Linked DNA regions of Homo sapiens: region 2 is linked to region 1. The links are chromatin loops, found by intact Hi-C in ENCODE. Cell type or tissue: spleen. All regions are shown on one strand. Each heading gives the region's core, and the rest is flanking DNA. Links, peaks and the distances in the headings are about the cores only.

Region 1 (12,376 bases), core at 2,188-10,187:
GCCCTCAGAGACACATTACACAGTTGGTAACGCTCCACCAAATATGGCACCCTTGGCCCAGTCAAGGTGATCCATAAAATTAACCATCGTACCATGTCATTTCGTTGTTGTCAGGGGTCAATGAAATAAAGCATTCGAGTGGTTAAAGAGGTACTCAAGATGTGTACCTATTACCACCGACATCATTATAACAGCAGGACACGGGTACATCAGATTCCCAACATTGCTAAAGCCACGGTGTGATGATTGGGATGAGCTAAAGTATTATAATTGTCTTCTCCATGAGCTGTAAGAAGAACAAACAGTGGCCAGGCATGGTGGCTTACACCTGTAATCCCAGCACTTTGGGAGGCTGAGGGTGGGAAGATCACTTGCACCCAGGAGTTTGAGAATAGCCTGGGGAACAAAGGGAGGCCTCATCCCTACAAAAATCAAAAAGAGTAACTGGGCATGGTGGTGCACACCTATAATCCCAGCTACTCGGGAGGCTGAGGTGGGAGGATCACTTGATCCCAGAGGTTGAGGCTGCAGTGAGCCATGTTCACACCACTGCACTCCAGCCTGGGTGACAAAGCTTGAGGCCCTGTCTCAAAAAAAAAGGAAAAGAAAAGAGGCTGGGCGTAGTGGCTCATGCCTGTAATCCCAACATTTGGGAGGCCAAGGCGGCAGGATCATTTGAGGTCAGGAGTTCAAGACCAGCCTGACCAACATGGTGAAACCCTGTCTCTACTAAAAATACAAAAATTAGCCAGGCGTGGTGGCACTTGCCTATAATCCCAGCTACTCAGAAGGCTGAGGCAGGAGAATCACTTGAACCTGGGAGGCAGAGGTTGCAGTGAGCCAAGATGGTGCCATTGCACTCCAGCCTGGGCAACAGAGCGAAACTCCATCTCAAAAAAAAAAAGAACAACAAAGTGGTGAAAGGGCATGGGTCCCTGGTCAGGTCAACACCATCACCTCCCCCAGGAAGCCCTGCCCACCCAACCACACCCTTTGTCTGCCCACTGACTTCCCAGAGCTCTTGCCTGCCCAGTCCTGGGGCAGAGCGTCCCTGAGTCCTAGTTTAATTGTCCACACATCCGTACCCCGTCCACCTCTAATCTAACCTGCTGCCAGACAGTGTCCATATGTCAAGCTGTGTGTGCCCTGGTGCCACCCAGCACACCCACGTCCCCACTCATCCATGCAAGCTCCTCCCAACTGTCAAGATGAAAGTGTCACTTGTCAAAAGTGCACCAGGTGCCAGCCTCTGAGCAGGTGCTTCATTGCCTCTGTTATTTCATTTAACTATCATGCATCATGACAAATAAATGATTTGAAGAGTCTCTTAGGGAGGGTGCTATTGAAGAAAACATGCTCTGCTGCCCAGGTGACAGGAAGTGAGGGCCTGAGAGTAGGTTTAGAGGACCCGAGACAGACAAGCTGTCTCAAGAGAAATGGACAGGAACTAGGGGTTGAGGGAGCAGAGACAGGACCAACCCTACAGCAAAGGAAGGCGGGAGGCGCAGGCCCGTCCTACCTTCCCAGGATTTAGCTGAATCCCAGGACTCTGGAGGAAGGGTGCAGGAGTCTTGAGGTGATGCCTTCCCCAGAGTCTGGTCACCTGGGAAGGTGGATGCCGGAAGAGCTTCAGGGTCGAGCCCAGGATCTGCATTTTAACACACTTCCCACATCGTGTTTGGGAACCACCGCTCCACCTCTCATGAGGAGGAAACAGGCCTGTGAAAGGAAAGAGACTTGGAATGAAGGAACCCCAGAGCTGAAGGGCCTCCGAGCTCACCCAGCCCCAGCTCACTCTCAAACAAGACGTATTTGTAGCAGCAGTTTCTGCTCAGTCCCTTCTGTGACAGCAATGTCACTACCTCCCAGAAGTGCGTCTCAGAAACAACTCACTTCGCAGTAGCAGACGAACTCACTCCTGGGCTTTGCCATTCTTTAAAGACTAACAGCCTTAGAAGAAATCATTGCAGAGCTGGCCACAGGCCACCTGGGAGCTAGGCAGAATCTGTCTTTGGCCCCAGCCTCTCTGTGATCTTTTCTGTTGCCATGGAGGGATTTCCCAGGACCCATGAGTCAGAGCCCTGAGTTCAAATGCCAGCTCTGCTGTGTGACCCTGGCAGGTTACTCACCTTCTCTGAGCCTCCCTTTTCCAACAGGTATAATGGAAATATGACCTACCTTATGGGCTGGTGTGATGGGGAAATGGCTTAACAAACAAATGAGATGCCTGCAACCCCCAAAAGTCCCTTCCTGTCCCCTTTCACCATATCTCCTCCCCTTCCTCAGTCTCAGGGGCCTGTAGCACCCCTTCCCCCGGCCTTGATTGCTCTCGGGGGACCACTGTGTGGGTTGCTTTCACCATGTGGACAGTAATCCTCTGAGTGGCTCCCTCCCCAGGCACTTCCGCATTCCTGATCTGCCTTTTCCCTGAGCTTCCGAAGACTTTCTCCCCGGGAAGAAGCACAGCTGAACTGAGAATGAACAACCTCAAGGGGGGTGAGCACAGCACTTCACAGTTTGCAGAGCCTCTGGCCCCACCCTCTCATCTGTCCTCTCTCAGCACAGGGGCAGGTCAGGGTGATGAAGCAGGAGCGGGGACAGAGGTCTGCAGAAGCCAGTCCCACAGATCTGGGGACGCTCACCTGGCCAGGCACCCACTTCCCACCCTGACCCCAACCAACCTCCACCTCCCACCACACTAAGGAGCCCCGCTGCTCCTTTAGGACCCTGGGTTATCGCTCCTCTTTAGGGGACAGCCTTCCGCCTTGGTGGGTGGGGCAGAGACTGAGGCTCCAGGCATCAGCCTCACCCCTGACAGAAGGGGCGCCCTCAGCCCTGGGCTCTCTCCACCCTCCCTCTAAGACCCTCAAGGTGTACAGAGCTATATATGTTACAGGAAAGGGGTCCCGATCCACAACCCAAGAGAGGGTTCTTGGATCTCACCCCAGAAAGAATTCAGGGTGAGTCTGTAAAGTGAAAGCAAGTTTATTAAGAAAGTAAAGGAATAAAGAATGGCTACTCCATAGGCAGAGCAGCCCCGAGGGCTGCTGGCTGCACATTTTTATGGTTATTTCTTGATGATCTGCTAAACAAGGGGTGGATTATTCATGCCTGCCCTTTTTAGACCATATAGGCTAACTTCCTGACATTGCTGTGGCATTTGTAAACTGTCATGGCCCTGGTGGGAGTGTAGCAGCGAGGACGACCGGAGGTCACTCTCATGGCTGTCTTGGTTTTTGTGGGTTTTGACCAGCTTCTTTACTGCAACCTGTTTCATCAGCAAGGTCGTTATGACCTGTGTCGTCTTGTCCCATGACTTAGAATGCCTTAACTGTCCAGGAATGCAGCCCGGTAGGTCTCAGCCTCATTTTACCCAGCTCCTACGCAAGATGGAGTTGCTCTGGTTTACATGCCTCTGACATGAGCATGTGTGCCCACCTCGATCAAATCCATCAGGGGCACCTGCACCACTTAGCCCTGCCAGCCATTGGCCTGCTCCTACGGTGGGTCCCCTCCAGAAGTCCCCCAGAGCTCTTCCTCTCTTCACCTGCTTCCCGCCCACACATGCCCTGTGCTCCAGCCACAGGCACCCTGTCCAGATCCCTCCCCCATCTCCATACCTTCGCCCATGCTGTTCCCCCACCTGGCATGCTGGCACCCTCCTCCCCACCCCCACCCCAATCCAGCCACCTGCAAACTCCTCCAAGTTCCAGCTCAAGCCTTTATCCCCTTGGAAGCTTCCCAGAGAGGCTCAGACAGAAAAGACACAGCCAACTTACTATTCAGTGAGCCTCTCTCCCTGTCAGGGATACGAGGAAGGCCTGTCACTGAGACCCTACGATCCTGCCCAGCAGGGCTGCCACTCTCCAGCCCACTGTGGCACTCATATTGAGGACAGGGTCACATACCTGGTAATTATAACTTCAAGTCTATTTAACCATATGCCAGGCACTGTGCCAGGAGCCTTGCGTGGATCAACTCATCCAATCCTCACCCTCAGCCTAGAACTCGGAGGGCACAGAAGAGGCACAGCCACAAGGCTGCTGCTGCAAAGGACGACACAGGCAAATGCAGGTTGGAATAGGTGAAAGGGTCTCTCAAGGAAATGAGCTGGAGTCGGGCCTGGAAGAGCAGCAGAACATGCTCCTGGCCCTGCCACACACCTGGGTCCCAGAGCTACATGGAGCTGGCTGCCACCCCTGTCTGCAACCCTGGCCATCCCCGCAGGACGCCTGACAACTTCCTTACCCTGGCCTGCTGGCTAGAAACACCCGCCAGGCAGATGGCCTTTCTGACTGGCCTTCTCCTGGCTACTGCAGCCTCACCGGAGGGCCAGGGCCAGGGCCAGGGCCAGGCCAGGGGTGGCTCCTGCCTCAGCAGGACAGGGCAGCTCCAAAGGTGGGCTCTGCACCAGGGTCTCCCCTGAGCCAGGCAGGGGCTCCCCACGGGAGACAGTGCCAACCGCACAGGCCAGGGGTGCAAATTGAGGCTGGGGAAGGAGAGGCTGATCTCCTGGTGATCAGGGGGGCAGCACCAGCCTCAGCCATGCAGGTGTGAATTCCTCCCCACAGCCTGAGATCAGTGCCTCACCCCCGCCCTCTCTCCCCAGGCTCCCCGCTGGATTGCCCCTGCCTGACACCCCATGCTGGCAACCAGAGGCTGATTCTGCCCGACTGCCTCCAGCTCCTCGAGTGTTCAGCCTGGGTTCCAGAGGGAGGCCATACAGCCCCGTCAGAGACCACCAGGGAAGTATCACAGACCGCAGCCAGCGGGTGAGCTCAGCTGGGAGTTTGCACCAAGCCTGGCTCCGGAGTGTGGCCTGACTGACGCAGGCTGGGACCACCCTACATGGGCCGGCAGGTGTGGGTACGTCCTGGGGCTCAGAGAGGGGCTTGGAAGGCCAAAGGCAAGGCGGCCGGACCCGTTATCGCAGCACATAGCATCCCCTTGACTTGCTGGGAGAAGCTTGCGCCCTCATAGTTAGCAATTCCATGGCCACTGGAGGCCAGAGTGGGAGCTGGGAGGCTCTGGACACCATAGCTTTGGGCCCCCCGGCCCTCTCGGGCTGGTGTTCACCTGTAAATGCTGCTTCCGCTGTTCAAGCGCTGATGCTCCTCGTCGCTCACGGGTGAACAGCTGCTGCCCACCTCCAAGACCCCCCGCACCCTGCACGGCAGGTGACCTCTTGCGTCCCTTCTGGGCCCTCCCTGTGGATTTAGAATGTCGCACCTGCCTGCCGAGGCTCACAGCTGGGTTCCTTTCACAGACACCGTATCCGGACAATCCATTTGTTCTGTCTTTAATCAGAAATGGCCATAGCGAACTACCGTGCGTCCAACCTGAGACACCTGGGGATGGTGGAGCCAGGGGAGATGCCGCGGGCCTGAAGGAGGATGCGAAGCTCCAGGGTGCCCCCTGCTGCCTCCGGAGCGTGCTGCAGTCATGGCCGACGTGGACCTGGCAACCTGCTCCGATCTTCAGAAATATTATCCACGAGACCTGCTTTCTCCCATAATGCATTCGGCTGGCCACCCATGGGAAGCTACAGAATAAAGAACATAAAGACATGCTCCAGAATATGTTCCCAATGCTTAAAATTCCCCCAACTCCCAGGAATCTAGAGTCTTTGAAATATAGATCATTGAGTATCTTTTTGATAACCGAAGTAAAACTGTTTATGTGAGATGCTTTTTCTCTGCAAATAACAACTGAAGAAGAGGCCAGAAACTATAGTCAGAAGGGATTCTGGTCCTGGGGGTCCATTTCTTGCCTGTGCGGTCTAGGTGGGTTGTGGTCTTCCAGTTTCTGCCCCTAAATCCACATGTGATCGGCTCCACTTCACAAGGCCGTCACAACACTTCACAAGAGAAATGCAAGAAAGCACACTTTTCAAGCAGTGTACACAGTTGCTGTTTTTAATGCCATTATCCATCAGGGAATTTCTCACTTGTCTCCCAGAGGCTCGAGTGGATTGAAAATATAAGGTCTATTTAATGAAAATTATCAAGGAAGTTCCTGGGGAAAAATCCTTAGGCGTAGTCAAGTATTAGTCAAACCACAGCTCTGCAGTTCCAATAAAGCACAGACTTTAGAAGTTGTATGAGTGAATTCCATGCAAGGCCTGCCACTTATTGCCTGGGTCCCTGGACAAGACACTCAGCCTCTTGAAGACTTTGTTTTCTCATCCATAAAATGGAGCTAATACTGTTCACCGAATGAGGTGAGGTGAGGACTGGAAATAATGCCTGACGTACAGTGGGGGCTGAATACAAGGTTGGTTCTTTTTTTTAAGATGGAGTCTCGCTCTGTCACTCAGGCTGGAGTGCACTGGCATGATCTCAGCTCACTTCAACCTCCACCTCGAGGTTTCAAGTGATTCTCCTGCCTCAGCCTCCCAAGTAGATGGGATCACAGGCTCGTGCCTACCCACACCCAGCTAATTTTTGTATTTTTAGTAGAGATGTGGTTTTGCCATGTTGGCCAGGCTGGTCTCAAACTCCCGACCTCAGGTGATCTACCCACCTCAGCCTCCCAAAGGGCTGGCAGGAATTACAGGTGCGAGCCACTGTGCCTGGCCATACAAGGTCGGTTTTATCCCTTAATAGATCCCAGAAGGAATTCAAATCTGTATAATCTGTGATTGGTTGAATTGTGCTTCTCAAAATTTGCATTGAAGTGCTAATCCCCAGCACCCCAGAATGTGACCTTATTTGGAACCAGGGTCATTGCCGATGTGATGAGTTCGGATGAGGTCATACTGGAGTAGGGTGGGCTGAGATCCAGTATGAATGTGCCCTCATAAAACAGGAGAAATTTAGACAGAGACACACAAAGAAACAACACCATGTGAAGATGAAGGCAGAGATTAGGGTGATGCTTCTGCACACCAAGGAACATGGAAGATTGCCAGGAAGGTCCCAAAAGTGGGGTAAGGGGCCTGGCACAGATTCTCCCTCACTGTCTCAGAAGGAATGAACCCCACCGACCCCTCTTCTCAGACCTCTGACCTCCAGCACTGTGACACGCTCCATTTCTCTTGTTTAGCCACCCAGTTCATGGCATTGTGTTAGGGCAGCTCTGGCAAACTAATACATAATCCAAGAGAGACTGTCATAGATTTACTATCTTTACTGTTGAATAATCCTTACCAATGGGCCCAGGCCGGGCATGGTGGCTCACGCCTGTAATCCCAGTACTTTGGGTGGCCAAGCAGGGTGGATCGCTTGAGCCCAGGAGTTTGAGACCAACCTGGGTAACATAGCGAGAGTCCATTGCTACAGAAGAATAAACAAAATTAGCTGGGTGCGGTGGTACACACCTGTGGTCCCAGTTACTCAGGGCACTGAGGTGGGAAGATCACGGGGCGCAGGAGGCTGCAGTCAGTCGTGATGGTGCCACTGCACTCCAGCCTGGACGATAGAGGGAGAGCCTGTCTCAAAAAAAAAAAAAAAGCCCAGGAAGGTAGGGTCAGAGCCTAGACAAGAACCCAGTTCTCTGGATTCTCAATTCTGTGCTCTCTGCACTACCCCTGACAATCATATCTTAGGCGTTAACATGATTGACCAGGTGCAGTGGCTCACACCTATAATCCTAGCACTCTGGGAAGTCAAGGTGGGCAGATTGCTTGAGCCCAAGAGTTTGAGATCAGCCTGGGCAACACAGTGAGACCCTGTCTCTACAAGAAAACACAAAAACTACCCAGGCATGGTGGCGCATGCCTGTAGTCCCAGCTACTTGGGAGGCTGAGGTGGGAGGATTGCTGAACCCTGGAGTTGGAGGCTGCAGGGAGCCAAGATCATGCCACTGCATTCCGGTCTACTCCCTAAAGATATGCAGTAGACACGGGAGGAAGCACGTCCGTTCAGACTTTTCTCATGCATTCAACTCATATTATAATAACAACACCAGAATCAGACTGCATATACCACTTTGCAACACGTTTTGTTATTGTTGTTTTATCATGTTTGTTTTGCTTAACATTATATAGATGACATCTTTACAAGTAATAAGTATAGTAAAGATACCACAAGTAACATAACCAGTCTTCTATTGATGGAATTTTTTTTTTTTTTTTTTGAGACGGAGTCTTGCTCTTTTGCCCAGGCTGGAGTGCAGTGGCACGATCTCAGCTCACTGTAACCTCCACCTCCAGAGTTCAAGCAATTCTCCTGCCTCAGCCTCCCGAGTAGCTGGGACTACAGGCATGCACCACCATGCCCGGCTAATTTTTTGTACTTTTAATAGAGATGGGGTTTCACCATGTTGGCCAGGTTGGTCTCGAACTCCTGACCTCAGATAATCCACCCGCCTCGGCCTCCCAAAGTGCTGGGATCACAGGCGTGAGCCACTGCACCTGACCCTTGATGGACATTTAGATTGTTTCCTTTTTTTTTTTAACTAACACAAATAACACTGCAGAAAATAGCCTCAAGTAACTTTGCACATTTGTATGTTTTTTTGCAGAATAAATGCCTAAACATGGCAAATCTAATATGTTTGTGATGGTTTTAAATAACCTCTATAAATTATTTGATCCTCCTCCCATCAAAAGTGGAGTTTAATTCTCCTCCCTTTGAATATGGGCCAGTATTCATACTTGTTTCTAATAAACAATGTGGTAGAAGTGGCACAGGGTGGCTTCTGTGGTTAGGATAGAAAAGGTGACACTGCTTCCACCTGGTTCCCTCTTTGTCAGTTCCTCATCCTTGAAACACAGCCACTTCACACTGGAGAGAAGCCCAAGCCACATGGAGGGGCCGCAGCTGGCCGCCAGACCCACCTGAGGTCACAGCCGACAGCTGGCATCAACCTCCAGCCTTGAGAGTGAATGAACCTTCGGATGGCCAGGTCCCATCTCATTATTTTATATCGAAATGATTTACTCTCAAAAGAAAAATGAAAGAAATACAAATTATAGCAATGTTATCTTTAGCAAGGACTGCTTGCAAGGTTGGCCCTTGGTTCGTATCTGGGAAATTGGATTTGGGGAGGGTTCCCGCCCTTCCCTGATATGAATGGCTCACTGCCCCTAAACTGTGTAAACACTGTGGTTTATGTCTTCGTACTGGGAGTCCAGAATTTTGGTACATGCTAGGCAGAGGGGGCCTTTGTGACTAGCCTGCAGTAAAACCCTCGGTGCCAAATCTCTAGTGAGTGTCCCTGACAAATGACATTCCACACGTGTTGTCCCAACACACTTCTGGGGGAAGTGGGCGCGTCCAGCATGTGAGAGGGTCTTGGACCCTCACACTCCATTTCCTCTGGACTTGACCCATGTGCCTTTTTCCTTTGCTGAATTTGCTTCATTTCCAGTTGTCGTAATACATCATAGCCTCGAGTATCACTGTATGCTGAGTTCTGCGAGTTCTCCTAGCCAATCAACAAACCCAGGGTGGTCTTAGAGACCCCAACACGCCACAGCAACAAGACAACAGGGAAGCCGGCGCTTCCTGTATGTGTATACATTGCTGGTGGTACCTGGGCACTGTGAGAGCAACACAGCCTGTCTGTTGAGAGCCACTCAATGTCCACTTCCTCTGACTCAGTAATCCCATCTGGGAATGTGTCCTTTGGCAACAATTCCACAGCAGGAAGCAGAGGCTTGAAGATATTCATCACAGCTTGTGCTAAACCTGAACAAAACCTAAATGCCCAAGAAGAGAAAAAATTGGTTAAACACATTATCATGCATCAACTCTAAGAAACTGGCTACAATGAGATGTGTAAAGATTATAAAGCACCTGTGGTCCCAGCTACTCAGGAGGCTGAGATGGATCTCCTGAGCCCAGGGAGGTGGAGGCTGCAATGAGCTACGATCATGCCACTGTACTCCAGCCTGGGCGACAAAGTAAGACCCTGTGTCAAAAAATATATATATATATAAAGAGAAACATGAAAAAATATTGCTGATACATTAAAAAAAAAAATTTGGCCAGGCATGGTGGCTCACGCCTGTAATCCCAGCACTTTGGGAGGCCAAGGCAGGCAGATCACTTGAGTCAGGAGTTCAGGACAAGCCTGGCCAACATGGCGAAACCCAGTCTCTATTAAAAATACAAATATTAGTCGAGCACGGTGGCACACCTCTATAATCCCAGCTACTCAGGAGGCTGAGACAGGAGAATCGCTTGAACCCGGGAGGCGGAGGTTGTAATGAACAGAGATCGCCCCGCTGCACTCCAGCCTGGGTGATAGAACGAGACTCTGCCTCTAAATAAATAAATAAATAAATAAACAATTTTAAGCTGGGTACAAAATGGTAGGCACATTGACAGCAACTGTACAACCAACAAGTAAGACCCAAAGCGGCTACTTAGAAGTGAAAACGGTTGGGGCTACAAGAGGAAGGCCGGAGCGGATTTTTCCATAGATAAATTGGGCCTTCCTTTAATGTTGCTGTTCTGACGAACCCGGAGCTTTCTGGGGACGTGGTGGGAGCAGCTGACAAGGCAAGAACTGTGGCTCTGGGTGCTTCCTCTGCGGTCACCGCCTGGTAGGATGCCTTCAAGGTGTGCGCGTGCGGGAAGGAGAGAGAGGGTGGTAAAGCCAACGTTTTCATCCAAAAAGCAGAGGCTTACGGGACAAAGGGGACGGAAAATATCCCCTGCAAATTAAAAAATGCAGACACACATTTCCCCTGCCTTCGCCTCCCACGGACCCGCCCCTTCAGCTCCTTCCCTCGCGCTCCCAAGCTCCGGGGCCCCTGAGCCCTGCGCCGGCGGAACGGGGCGGAGCTCGCGACCCTCCCTCGTCCGCCGACCCGGGAAGGGGCGGGGGCCTACAGGAAGTGGGCGGGGCTGGCTCGCAGGGCGGAGCCTCGCCTCGCTCTGTGCATCGCAGGTGTGCTTGCTCCCGGGCTGGTGGGGCCACCCTGTGGCTGCCTGGGCTGGAACGTTCTGCCTCGCCCAGCTGAAGGCCCTAAACTTGCTACGCCTTTTGGGGTGAGGAAAACCCAATAAAAGACAACTCCAGCAACCTCCCAAACGCAGGGATTCTTGTGCTCCCCTGGAAAGTCTCAGATAAAGTTAGACCACAAAATGTGGGTGTGCCCTGAGCCCTCGCTCAAGGGCACAGAGCAAGTCACTGGCAGAGCAGGGACTGGAACCCGGTGTCCTGATCCCCAGGTGAGGCCAGCCTCAGAGCTGGCGGGAGGGGCAGGGCGGGGTTGGTCCTCCCAGGCTGGGGCGCAGTGAGGCTCACCCAGAGTGAATTTGGATGTTTTTCCAGGCAGAAGGACATGTAAAAAGAGACTGGCAGTGACTGACCTGGACTGGCAGGTGAGTTTTTTTTTCCCCCTCAACATTTTATTTTGAAATTTTTCGGACATACAGAAAAGTTGAAAGAATGGTAGGGCAGACACCCAACATATGCCCACCCATACGCCCACCACCTAGATTCTGCAGTTACGTTGTATTGTATTTGCTTTGTCACACATCAGTCCAGCCCTCTATCAACTCTCGGTCTGAAATGGTTTTTAAATTACATTTTAATTTTTAAAAACCAACCTCCAGCCGGGCGCGGTGGCTCACACCTGTGATCCCAGCGCTTTAGGAAGCTAAGGCAGGTGGATCAACTGAGGTCAGGAGTTCGAGATCAGCCTGGCCAACATGGTGAAACCCTGTCTCTACTAAAAATACAAAAGAAATTAGCTGGGTGTGGCGGTGCACACCTGTATTCCCAGCTACTCGGGAAGCTGAGGCAGGAGAATCGCTTGAACCTGGGAGGCAGAGGTTGCAGTGAGCCAAGATCATACCACTGCACTCCAGCCCCAGCAACAGAGTGAGACTCCGTCTCAAAAAAAAAAAAAAAAAAATCCGTTGAACTATTCAGCCTCTACATACATCAGGAACTCAATCAGTTGTGATGGTTTGTCACAGATGCCCTTGCTGGCCTTTTTTGCCCTGGTCCCTGTGTCTGGAGCCTGTGGCCAGGGCTGGAGGTATCTGAGCAAACTGCATGGCTGTTCCCAGCTGCTCAGGGCCACAGCCTGCGGTCAGCCTGACAAAGCCTCCCAGGACACACAGCAAGGACCCCCCAGGACACACCGTCCTCTCTAAAGACACTCACGGGATGCCTTCTGGGGGTTCAGGGAAGCCAGAACCGCTGCTCCTTGGGCATGGCAGGAACCTGTCGTCGCAGTGCAGGGAGCACAGACACCTCCACGAAAACAGCACTCAGAAAAGCCTGACCCAGGGTCCTAGCTCACAGAGGCCCACCCCGCCGCACTCCTGCTGTGCTCATCTTTACCAGGAAAATTTAAGTCACTAGATGCCACCCTGTGTCATCCCAGCTCCAAGGGGAGGAACAGAGGAGAGACAGAGTCCCAGGCCTGCAGCTCTGATTTTAGACTAATGTTTTTCCAAAAGGTCCCATCCCT
Region 2 (11,054 bases), core at 2,297-10,296, 290 kb before region 1:
TCAAGCGTGTTGCATGGAAGACTTTGCTCTCTGGCTGTCTCTGCCTAGGATGCTTCTCTGCCCCCCACTACCTTGGCTGACACTCAACCCTTAAGCCATGGCAGCCCTTCTAGGAAGCTTCCTCACCCCAGGCCCTGGGAGGTAGAGGGGCCGCTCCTGCTCCACACTGCCTCCTTGCACCCGCATGTAGAAGCAGTGCCTGTGTCTGCCCCTCCAGTGTGGGTGCGCAGCTTCAAGACAGGGGCCAGGACTGGGCTGTGTCCCAGCTCCTAGCACGGCCTGGGAAAATGAATGAATGAATGTTGGAATGAATGAACGCATCCGTGAATAATATGCTGTGGACCTCCGTGCCTATCAGTTCTCCATTTGTTTTGGCTGAATGCTTGTGTTTGAACTGGTGGAACTCAGTGAGTTTGCAAGCCTGCCTGGTTCTGGCCAGAGGGTCAAGGTTCTCTCGGGCACCTTTTCCTGCGGGCACAGCTATGGGGCAGGAGTGCGTCTGCAGGGACATGGGGTGGCACCCAGAGCCTTTGCAGGAAGCAGCAGGGCCTTTCCTCCCTGGCGGCCTGGGGAGTGCAGCCAAGGGACAAAAGAGGATTCTAAGTTGTTTTCTGGAGCTCACTCTCTCAAAAATAAAATCCAAAACCCAGCCCATGAGGGCAAAGCAATTTTGTAGGAGATACTTAAGTCTTCAGTTAAAGTGAGAAATTAGTTCAAGGAAATAGGGAGAATGTGGCCTCAGACTTAGAGCTGAACTGAACTGCCCCTCCAGGCCCTCGGGTCACCCCCTGCGCGGGCGTGGCTGTGCCCCTGGACACACGGGGACTCCACCTGCGCAGAGTGGGCTGGAGCTGAGGTCTGCCTGGTGCCACCCCCGCCGGCTGGTGGCTCAGGAGGCACACGGGGCACTTCTGTGGTCTCCTTGGGCGCTTGGCCACGTCAGCTTTTCAGAACATTCAGTTCCTCCCCACTTAGCCTCTCTGTCTCCCTCCTAGGGAGAAATGAGCTCCCTCCTGCACCGGCCCAGCCCCTCACTGTCCCTGAGCCACAGGGGCTGGCGGGGAGGGCCCTTGTGGGAGCGCAGCGGACTCCGCTCTGCTTCCAGCCGCTGGTGAGACCCCCCTTCTCTCTTTCCGGGATTCCTTGACTGCAGTGGGTTTGGGTTGGCCTCACCCTTGGCACTTGGAGCCGCAGATGAGTCTACTGTGATAGGGCGGGCGTTGATGAGCGCTGTGACCACTTGCCCCCACCTACTTAGCCTTCCCCTTGACCCCGTGGCCAGGGCTGTGGCGCTGCCCTCCTCCCGGGCCCGTGCACATTGTAGTCTACGGCACTCTCTTGACTCGGGGAAACGCAGGCTGGCTTGTTTCTGAGGGTGGCCCCCACCTGACAAAACTGCTCAGCTCACTAAGAATCAGCGGCACTGGTCACATTACTTCTCCGGCTCCTTCTCCCTGTAAGCCTCTTCTGGCATGGTGGCTGGAGCCCTCCCTTGCAGCTGCTAAGACTGCGTTTCACCCGGCAGCCCCACATCCTGGGGCAGGGGCAGGTCATCGGTCAGACCTCTGGGTAGCCTGAATGGGAGGTGTCGTCAGCTGCTGATTTGGGTGCAATAAGCAGCTTTCAGATCCAGCTACGATGTGCCCCTCGCCTCCACACCCTGCCTGGCAGACACAAGTAATCTGCTCACTGGACAGGATTGGCCTTCACTGAACACGAGTTAATTGATACCAACGTCTCCTTCATCGCGTGATTGTGTGTCTGACAGATTCTAGGGCCTGACAGGATGCAGTTTCCAAGCGGAACCCAGCTCCCGGCCGTAGTCATCCTCCTCCTCCCAGCCACCTTCCTGGACCCCTGCTGTCCTGCCTTGGGCAGCCAGTCATGGGGTGTGAATGTCCTCTCCTTCCTCTCCCCTCAAACCTCTCTCTCCTCATGTGCCAGGCTCTCTGCTGGGCGCTGAGGGCAGAGGCGGGCAAGCCAGGGTCCCCTGGAGCTATGATGGTGCCACTGCACTCCAGCCTGGGTGACAGAGCAAGACCCTGTCTCAAAAAAAAAAAAAAAAAAAAAGAGGAGAGAATTCATTTCAACAGATATTTACTGAGCACCTATGATATTCCAGGCACAATTCGAGGTGGTGGAATATGGCGGGGAGTGAAATAGACAACAATCCTGCCAGCAATGTTGAACTGGAACACACCCACCCAGCATCCCAACCCCAGGCACATACTCACCCCACGGGCGTGTGAATTCACCGAAAGGCAGGCTTAAGAATGCTCACAACAGCAGAACTGGCCAGATCCCAAACTGCAAACCGCCCAAATGCCCATCAGCAGTGGAAGGATAAATTGTGTTCTGCTCACACAGTGCAATGCAGTGCAGCCGTGAGAATGAGCAAACTGCAGCTGCAGATATCCTCGCCATCTACGCCTCACAAACACCACCTGGTGGGATTCTATTAATTCCTGTTTGAAGCACGAGGCCAGGAGACCTAACCTTGCAGCGGGCACCCTCGGTTGAGTAGTGACAGGAAGTGACCGCAAGGGGGCGCTCTGCCCTTGCTCTGCGCAGGCTGCTGCGGGGATGCGTGTGGGATTTGAGCTGTGCGCTCAGGACTCGTGCGCTTTTCTCTGTATGTGCTGTACTTAGATACAATATTTACACTAAAAAATCGGGGCTGTGGTGGACCGAAGGGCCCAGGCTCAGGCCCTGGGCTGGCTGAATCCTGCAGTCAGCATCTCCCGCCTCGGTCTTCCTTCCAGGAGGTCGGGTCCAGGGCAGAAGAGGGCGACCCCAGATGAGGCATCTCCTGAGGGGAGGGGCAGCTGGCTTGGAGGCCAGGCTGTGGCTTGCCACAGGAACAGGGTAAGGAGGCGGTGAGGATCACCTGGGCCCCCAGGGACATTTGGCGGACGCAGAAAAGGCAAGGTCGAGGCCAGCGCTGGTCCCACCCCCCGCCCCCCCAGCCACTGAGACCCGCAGAAGCCGGGACTCTGGAGGCTCCCAGAACTCCAGCCCTCTGGGGTCACTCTCCTTAAAAGGCCAAGTGATGGGTGGGAGGGAGCTCACAGATGATATTGGGGCATGGAGAAAGGCCAGGAGTCCCCATTTCCCAGAGGCAGAGCAGTCAGAAAGCATCCCCTCCCCTGCCTGGACAGGTGTCCATGTAGAGCCCAGGCTCTGTGTCAGGGACAGCCCCGCTCCCTCGACAGGCCAGTTCCGCGGAAGGGGCCCATGTCTGTGTGGCCTCTAGTCTCACTTTGGCCAGGCTGGCTCCTGCCCTCGGGCAGGCCCAGGATCTGGGGTCTTTTTCCCTGTCCGGTCCCTCTCCTCTCCCCTCCTCCGGCTCCCGCAGTTGTTAATCATCCTTTCCCGTTTGGAATTTCCCGATCAGCAGGCCTGGGAGGCAGCTTTCTCAGGCCCCCACTTTGCTGCTGTGTCTCTGAGCTTGGTGTGTCCCCACCCCCTCTGGGGGTTTTCAGTCCATCACCACAGTGGGGTAATAAGCCTCACAGCCAAGGGGAGTGGCCCCCAGAACCTCAAAAACCCACAGCGGGCTCATTCCCTGACTTCTGCCAGGTAGAGGCGGCTGGGCCCTCTCCTCAGAACATGTTTGAGCCCCTTCTCAGAAGTTTCCAGAGTGCCAGTATGGTTGGCACCAGCCTTGTAAGCCCCTATGAATAGAGACACATCCCTCTTATACCCATACACAGATTGGAACTCCCGGAGGCAGGGCCTGGATTCCAGGGCATGTACTTGCTGTATAGTGGGCTCTGCAGGGAGATGTATGAAGTTAAGTGGATGTGGACATCGAGCCTGGAAAGGTTAAATGACATCCCCAGGGCTGGAAGCCATCAAGTGTCTGGAAGTGGAGCTTGGAGCTCGAGGTGCCAAGACCCTGAAGTGGCAGCCAGTGTCTGGTTATTGGAAGCCCCAGACGCTTGTTTAGAGAAATCTTTGCCTCCTCCCAGGTCCCACCAGTGCTCTCTGTGTTTCTCTTATCTTTGGATGTTGCCACACGGAAGCGGAATTCTAAAATAATTTCCTCTCCCTTCCCCCATCCCCAGACTTCTGAAGAAGATTTAAACTGGGCATTAGGTGTTTTCTAAATACTGTTGCAAAGTCCCAACAGCTTCTACAGTGAGAGCAACGCAGATCTGGGGAAAGATCCCAGTGAATTTGTATCTTTCTTTGGGGTCTCAGCAGCAATTGCATGATTTCAAAAGGAGGCAGTGCCTCACTCTCCTTTCAGGCTGCGCTTCTGAGCAGAGACAAAAAAGGGAACCTCTCAGGCTGGATCAAAGGCGAGCCTCTTTCTATGTGGGCCACGGATGCTGCCTGCAGCAGTGTGCTTTGGAGAGAAAGACCCTCTCTGTGGAGAGGGAACATTCTGGACACGTGTGCCCTTCTCCTGTGAGGCTTCCCTCCCTCCCTGGGGCTGGCCACCCTCCCTCCCTCCTTCCACGGAGGCCTGGCCTCTCTGTGGCACTGCCCCTCACCCCTCTGGGCTGCAGTGACTCCCAGAGGTGGGATCTCATTGGTCCCTGAGCGCCTGGCAGGACTGACAGGGTGCTTAGTAAACCCTTGTGGCCTGGATGCAGGCCGAGGCTCCTGTGGCCTGGGAGGGTCCAGGTCCTTCTTTGTTATGAACACTAAGAGGCAGGTCTCCTCCCTTCCCTGCCTCAGACACACAAGGGACACTTGATGTGTTTGTGGAGTGAACTAATTTCTCTCCCTCCCTCCCTCCCTCCCTCCCTTCCTTCCCTCCTTCCTTCCTTCCTTCCTTCCTTCCTTCCTTCCTTCCTTCCGTTCTTTCTTTTGACAGAGTCTGCTCTGTTGCCCAGGATGGAGTGCAGTGGTGTGATCTTAGCTCACCGCAACCTCCGCCTCCCAAGTTCAAGAGATTCTCTTGCCTCAGCCTCCTTAGTAGCTGGGATTACAGGCACGCACCACCATGTCCGGCTAATTTTTTGTATTTTTAGTAGAGACAGGGTTTCACCATGTTGGCCAGGCTGGTCTCGAACTCCTGATCTCAAGCGATCCACCTGCCTCAGCCTCCCAAAGTGCTGGGATTACAGGCATGAGCCACTGTGCCTGGCGTAGAGTGAACTAATTTCATAGCGTGGGTTGATGAACATGAACAGGTGGGGCGGGCCTACAGCAAGGAGCAGCACCAGCGCCTGTGTGTGTACTGTGGCCGCTGCTCGGCCCCGGGCGGTGCACTTTACCTGAACCGTCCTTCCAGGCCTCCCAAGCCATCTGCAGGAAGTGCTGTTTCCATCCCAGGCCTGAGATGGTGGAAAGGCTGGGGACTCCAGGGACACAGGGCTGGCAGGCGGGTGAGGTGGGCAAGTACCCCCGGCAGTCGGGCTCCGGAGCCCGCCTTCTTGACCAGGCCGCTGGCAGTGAGCCAGCCGGGTTCCGTTTCCATCGCGGGCCTTATCCGGGGCGTATTCCTTCCAGGTGCGGCCTCCGGGGAAGCCCAGTCCCCAGCCTGGAGGTGACGAGGCCGGCGCACCCACCAGGGGTCGCTGCAGGCAAGAGCTGGAGGCCTGAAGGCAGGTGGGGCCCAGGGAGCCGGCCCGGCACACTCGGATACACAGCTTTAGGTGTGCCAGATCGGGACGATGTTTTAATAAAAGTAAAGCAGACATCTCCGACCCACGAGGAAACCCAGCCTGGGTTTGGATCCACCTCTGAGCTCCACCTTCACTCAGCTGCCAAATGGGGACAGTGGCTGTGGCCCTGTCTCCCTCATGGGACCGCCAGGGGATCCTATGAAATCACAATACTTAGAGAGGGGGCCGGGCGCGGTGGCTCACGCCTGTAACCCAGCACTTTAGGAGACCGAGGCGGGCGGATCATTTGAGGTCAGGAGTTCGAGACCTGCCTGGGCAACATAGTGAAATCCCGTCTCTACTAAAAATACAATAATTAGCTGGGCGTGGTGGCGGGCGCCTGTAATCCCAGCTACTCGGGAGGCTGAGTCAAGAGAATCACTTGAACCCGGGAAGCAGAGTTTGTAGTGAGCCAAGATCGAGCCACACTGCACTCCATCCTGGACAACAGGGCAAGACTCTGTCTCAAAAAAAAAAAAATACTTTCAGACCGTGGAGTACCTTGGTGCCTGAGATGATCCTATTGGCCTCACTAGGTGCCCGTGGGGGTGCCACCACCAGTGATGAAGGGGAAGGGAGATCAACCCCTACTTTTCCGAGGGTCTTTCCCATGTAAGAAATACAAGCTGAATCTTCCTGAAATTCAGCCACAGATCCCACACTCCCTTAAGGCACACTCAGGTCCTACGATGGCCTGCTGCAGACACTGGCAACGTCAGGCCTGGAGCATCCTTGTCTAGGATGGGTCTGGGGCTTTGGGCTCTGTGGTGTTATTTTATTATTTATTTATTTATTTATGTATCTATTTTTAGAGACGGAGTCTCACAAAGTTGCCCAGGCTGATCTCGAATTCCTGAACTCAAGCAGTCAGCCCGCTGTGGCCTCTCAAAGTGCTGAGATTAAAGGCATGAGCCACTGTGCCCGGCCTTCTGTGGTTTTAAATGAAACTTTTGCAGGCTTTTTTTTTTTTTTAATTAAGAGATCATTCGCATGCCATAGAATTCACTCTTTTAAATTGTCCAATTTGGTTGTTTTTAGCGTATTCACAAGTTTGTGTAACCCCCCCAGCAATTCCAGAACACTTCATCAGTCACCTCAAAAAGAAACCTGTGCCAATCTTCCCCTTCGCTTACCCCTGGCAACCACTGATCTACTTAACCTTTTCTTTATATTGTGTCTTTTCATTGCCGCTTGTGTTCTATGGGGATTAAAAAAAAATAGATGGCTTACTTCATGTGAGCAAGAAGGGACCTGTGTCTCAGGGTAGCAGACAGGGTTATGGGGACTCCTTGGGGTTAGAACGTGGGGTCCCATGCCTCAACCCTCTCTGATGAGCTGTGTGAGCACAGAGGAATGAGAACATCTTTCTGGCTTTTTGTCTTCTCATTCTGTTTCATTCTCATTCATGATGGTTAACAGTGATGATACTTGTCCCACTTACAGCAAGGAAATCCCACGTCTCCTAAACAACAGAACCCCAAATCTGCCTGGGCTTGATGCTGGGAGGAGAAGCTTCCAGGGGCAGCAGGATCAAGGAGCTGGCTCTGTCCCTGCCTCTGTTCTCACTGTCACCCCTCTCTGTTTCCCATGAGTGCGGCCCCCAGCAAGCTGGGCCTGTGTGCTGCTCCCATGGCGGCCACGGCCCCCTTACCCAGGACACCACCAGCCCAGCAGGGAGGGGCTGACGTCCTCACAAAGACTTACTAAATATTCAAGGAGGCGACGGGGAAAAGAGAGCACGAAACACAGCATTTAGTTCCCTGAAGAATTAGAAGCAGTTTGCAAAGATGCACTCAATATGACAAGATTAAAAAACATACGTGAGGAAATCAGAGAGGAATAAAAATGAGGGGGAGAAAAAAATAAGATGAAGCCAGGGAGAGGTTGGTATGGAAACTCCAGATGGTGATTTAAGGAGCACTTATGCAGCACACTTACCACGATCCGAGCGCCGTGCAAGTATCATCAACTCATTTGATCCTCGGGACACTTTGGAGGCAGGGGCTGTGATTATCCTCATTTTGCAGTCAGAAAAGCCCAGGCACAGAATTGCAGCTTGTTCAGGGGCTCCAAGCTTCTAGGTGGCAGAGCTGGGTCTCAAGCCTGGGCAGCCTGGTGTGCAAGTTCATGCCACCCCTGCTGCTTTTTCATGATATCACATGAACGCACTGGGGGTGGGCAGGGGAGCCCGGGCATGAGCAGAATAAGCAGGGAATATCTTTGTCATCTTGGATCTTGTTCCAGAAATCATAGGTATTTTGCATTTTTCCCCATGATGTTTCTATATTTGTGCAAGTGTGTTGAAAATTAGGTTGTGTGTGTGTGTGTGTGTGTGTGTGCGCGCGCACGCAGGCACTCTGTCTGAGCTTCAGCTGAGGCCCTGAGGGGTTCTGAAGAAAGCACAAGGTGTCAGGTAGCCCATCTCTGCCTGGGCGGTTGAGAGCTGTTCTACCAGCATGGGCCCTCACCCACTCCAGGGAGAATAAGGCAGGGTGAGAGTTTGGGGAGCTTGAGGAGGCTGGTGCAGGGACTGCTCTGGAGAGGCTGCCTGTGCACTAGTCTCTCCCAAGTCTGGGGGAGGCATTTGAGGGAACTGTCTGGATAGTTGTGTGTGTCTTTGGAATTGGAGGGACCCAGGGACTGGTGTCTGAGCCCCTAGAAAATTCTCGTGATGAGAGAATGTTGGCTAAAAGGCTGGCGTTGGGCGCTTCCTTCATTCATTCATTCATATGACCCTCAACAAACATTTACTGAATGTTTGATTGTGTGTTCTAGGTGCCAGGGATGCACCTGTGGACCACACAGATTGCCCCGTGACCTTACATTCTAGTAATGAGGGTAACAGCTTCAGAGGGACCCTGCCCATGAGTTGGGGGCAAGGGGCCTGCAGGTGAGGAGTGGGCTGCAGCGGGCTCTGATTGGGCAGCTGGAAGAGGGCCCGGGTCTGTGGCCGGATCCCTGCACTCCGCATGCCCCAAGATGGTGGACGTTTGACACCATTCATTGGTTACCTACTGTGTACATATAGTATCTGTAATCTGCGTTCTCCCTGAAGGTAGAGATTATAGCCCCACTTTGCAGAGGAAAGCAGTGGCTCAGAAAGTGCCGGGGGTGGGTGTTGAGGTCCACCCAGGGGTTCTTTTCCTCAGAGCTGGCCACTCTCTTGCCACTCTGATGAGTTTCTCTTGGTTTTCAAAAATGGAGCAGGCAGGAATGGAACCTCTCTGAGCTCCATCTTTGCTGCAATCTGACACACGTCGTGAGTTATGTCAATTTTCCAGAGGCTCCAGGCAAGAACAGCTCCTCGTGGAGACTTCTCAGGCTTATTAAGGAGTCAGATCTGGGTGGCAGCAGCAAGGAAGCAGCTCTAAGCATGTTCTGGAATCATTCATAGGCTTTTATTTTCTGAGCTGTTCCCAAGAGTGTAACCAAATGCTAATACCATTGACATTGTTTTCTTAATGATTACTTTGGCTTGTATTAGGAAACAGCTTAATTAGCATTAATTAGAGTGTTCTCTCTACAGGACACATCTCCCTCAAAGCAAGGTCTCCTTAGTTTACTCATTTGCAGGGGGAGAACTGTCACTGACTGAGGTTAAGGGTGTGGCCCAAGGACACAGGAGGTGACAAACTGGGGAACAAAGCTGTCAGTCTGTTCAGGCTGCTGTAAAAAAATCACCACAGATTGGGTGGCTTAAAAACAGCAAAAATTTATTTCTCATAGTCTGGAGGCTGGGAAATCCAAAGATGAGAGCGCCTGCGGATCTGGTGTCTGGTGAGGACCCATTTCTTGGGTCTTCTCAATGCATGCTCACACAGTGGAAGCGGCAAGGCAGCTCTCCATGGCCTCTTGTGTAAGGGCACGGATCCCGTCAACCACTTCTCAAAGACCCCACCTCCCAATACCATCACACTGGGCATTAGGATCTAATGCATGGATTTTGGGGAGACACAAACACTCAGTCTATGGCAAAAGCTCTAACCACAGCCCCTAGTCCTGTGTTCTCTACATTTGACTGTGCTGCTTCTCAGAGAGCAGGACTTATCATCAGAGAACCTTCCAGTTTCTTGCTCTTCTGCTGGAGAGGCCTGTGTGGACGTTCCCCTTGCCAGGGCCAGCCTTGTCCATCGGAGGAGTCGCACAGGGCCACCCCAGGGTTCAGTAGGAAGTGACTTCATTCAGCGGCAGGCCTGACCGTACAGCATTTTCCACAGCGTTGATGAGAAAGGACAAAGGTGCTGAAGTTTATGAAGAAAACCCACAAGATCCAGGGTTTCTTTCAGGTGGTTGTTATTTCTGAAAATCTGAATTTTTAAAATGCTGGGTATGTAATTACCGTATTCTGTAGATTTGTACTCGAATAAAGGCTGCAACATCAACAGTCAGTCAACAAATACTCGCTGAGCCCCTCCTGTGTGCCGGGCACTGTCCTTGGTGCTGGAGATGCTAGGCAGTGCCTGGTCCTGGTCTCAGGGTTTAACGCTGCCGAGGGTGGAGTGGGGAGCAGACACAGAACAGACAGCCATGACAATTCTAGGTACAGGTGCATGCGGGGAGGATAACAACAGGAGGCCATGTGACAGCGGGTGACCAGGAGGGGGCCTTAGCCAGTAGTTGGTCAGGGAACGCCTCCCCGAGGGGAGAGGCAGAGCAGAGGCTCACATGATGAGGTGGTGGCAGCAGATGCCCTGGGGGATTCAGGCCAGGTCCAAAGAGTGGCCCAAAAAAGGCCCTGGGGCGGGGATGCTGTTGGGCTCGGAGCCTAGCGAGCAAGGGGAGACGCAGGTCCAGGGTGAGTGTGGGAAGGGGCAGGGCAGAGCACCACGGGGCAGAGCGTGGATTTCACCCTGGCTGAGAAGTCTCTGGAGGGTTTTAAGCAGGGTGCTGTGGAAGGAGACTGTAGATGGATGGGCGTGGAGGCAGTGAGATGGCTTAGGGGTTGCTCTGTTGCAAAAAAAATCAGGAGGACAAGAGAGACCTCGGGGTAAAGCAGGAGATCACAGGCAGCTTGTTTCCCCCCCCCCTTTTAATTTCTATTTCTCTTTTCTTTCTTTAATATCCCACCTCAGCTGGACTGGGACAGATGAGAGTTATGGTGAGTTAAATTAGGGCCATGTGTTAGTCAGGGACTAGGCAGGAGACAGAAACCACACCGGTACTTTGAACAGGGAAAAGGTAACAGGGAAAATGACTCATCAACAAGCACAAAGGGTCTGGTATTATGGGTTGAATTGTGTCCCTGAGAAAGACATGTTGAAGTCCTAACCCCGATACCTGTGAATGTGACCTTATTTGAAAATAGGATCTTTGCAGATGTAATCAAAGGCAGGCTTTGTCCAATATGACCAGTGTCCTTGTAGGAAGAGGGACATTTGCATGCAGACACACAGGGAGAAGATGGCCATGGAATGCAGAGGGAGAGAGTGGAGTGAA

Evidence for each region. A loop is a pair of places that touch in the nucleus more often than their neighbours do. Peaks named below come from ENCODE experiments on the same cell type or tissue, not always from the same donor. Only the 100,000 strongest peaks of a DNase experiment are listed, where the experiment ranks them.
Region 2: it touches region 1 in a loop (13-fold over the local background); 104 of 110 quality-filtered maps call a loop at or near these places.

Annotation. Positions count from the first base shown.
Region 1 is chr2:11,119,244-11,131,619 of GRCh38, forward strand. FLJ33534 (Putative uncharacterized protein FLJ33534) reads right to left here. Exons shown (of 9, transcript NR_040080.1): 2 at 9,741-9,855; 3 at 9,478-9,643; 4 at 5,340-5,542; 5 at 3,909-4,046; 6 at 1,520-1,719. Among named protein-coding and RNA genes, the nearest start is that of FLJ33534, 6.7 kb to the right of the region's middle. RefSeq lists enhancers at 10,539-11,039, 11,040-11,540 and a silencer at 10,589-10,898. In spleen, for the core only: CTCF peaks have their summits at 5,439 (motif pointing left) and 5,647; no DNase peak of the experiment used is centred there; H3K27ac peaks cover 1,947 bases; H3K27me3 peaks cover 1,087 bases.
Region 2 is chr2:10,829,968-10,841,021 of GRCh38, forward strand. It overlaps a transcript of PDIA6 not described here. Among named protein-coding and RNA genes, the nearest start is that of PDIA6, 23 kb to the left of the region's middle. RefSeq lists enhancers at 1,163-1,663, 5,298-5,798, 9,839-10,339. In spleen, for the core only: CTCF peaks have their summits at 2,514 (motif pointing right), 2,714 and 5,514 (motif pointing right); DNase peaks (open chromatin) are centred at 2,544 and 5,506; H3K4me3 peaks cover 794 bases; H3K27me3 peaks cover 3,933 bases.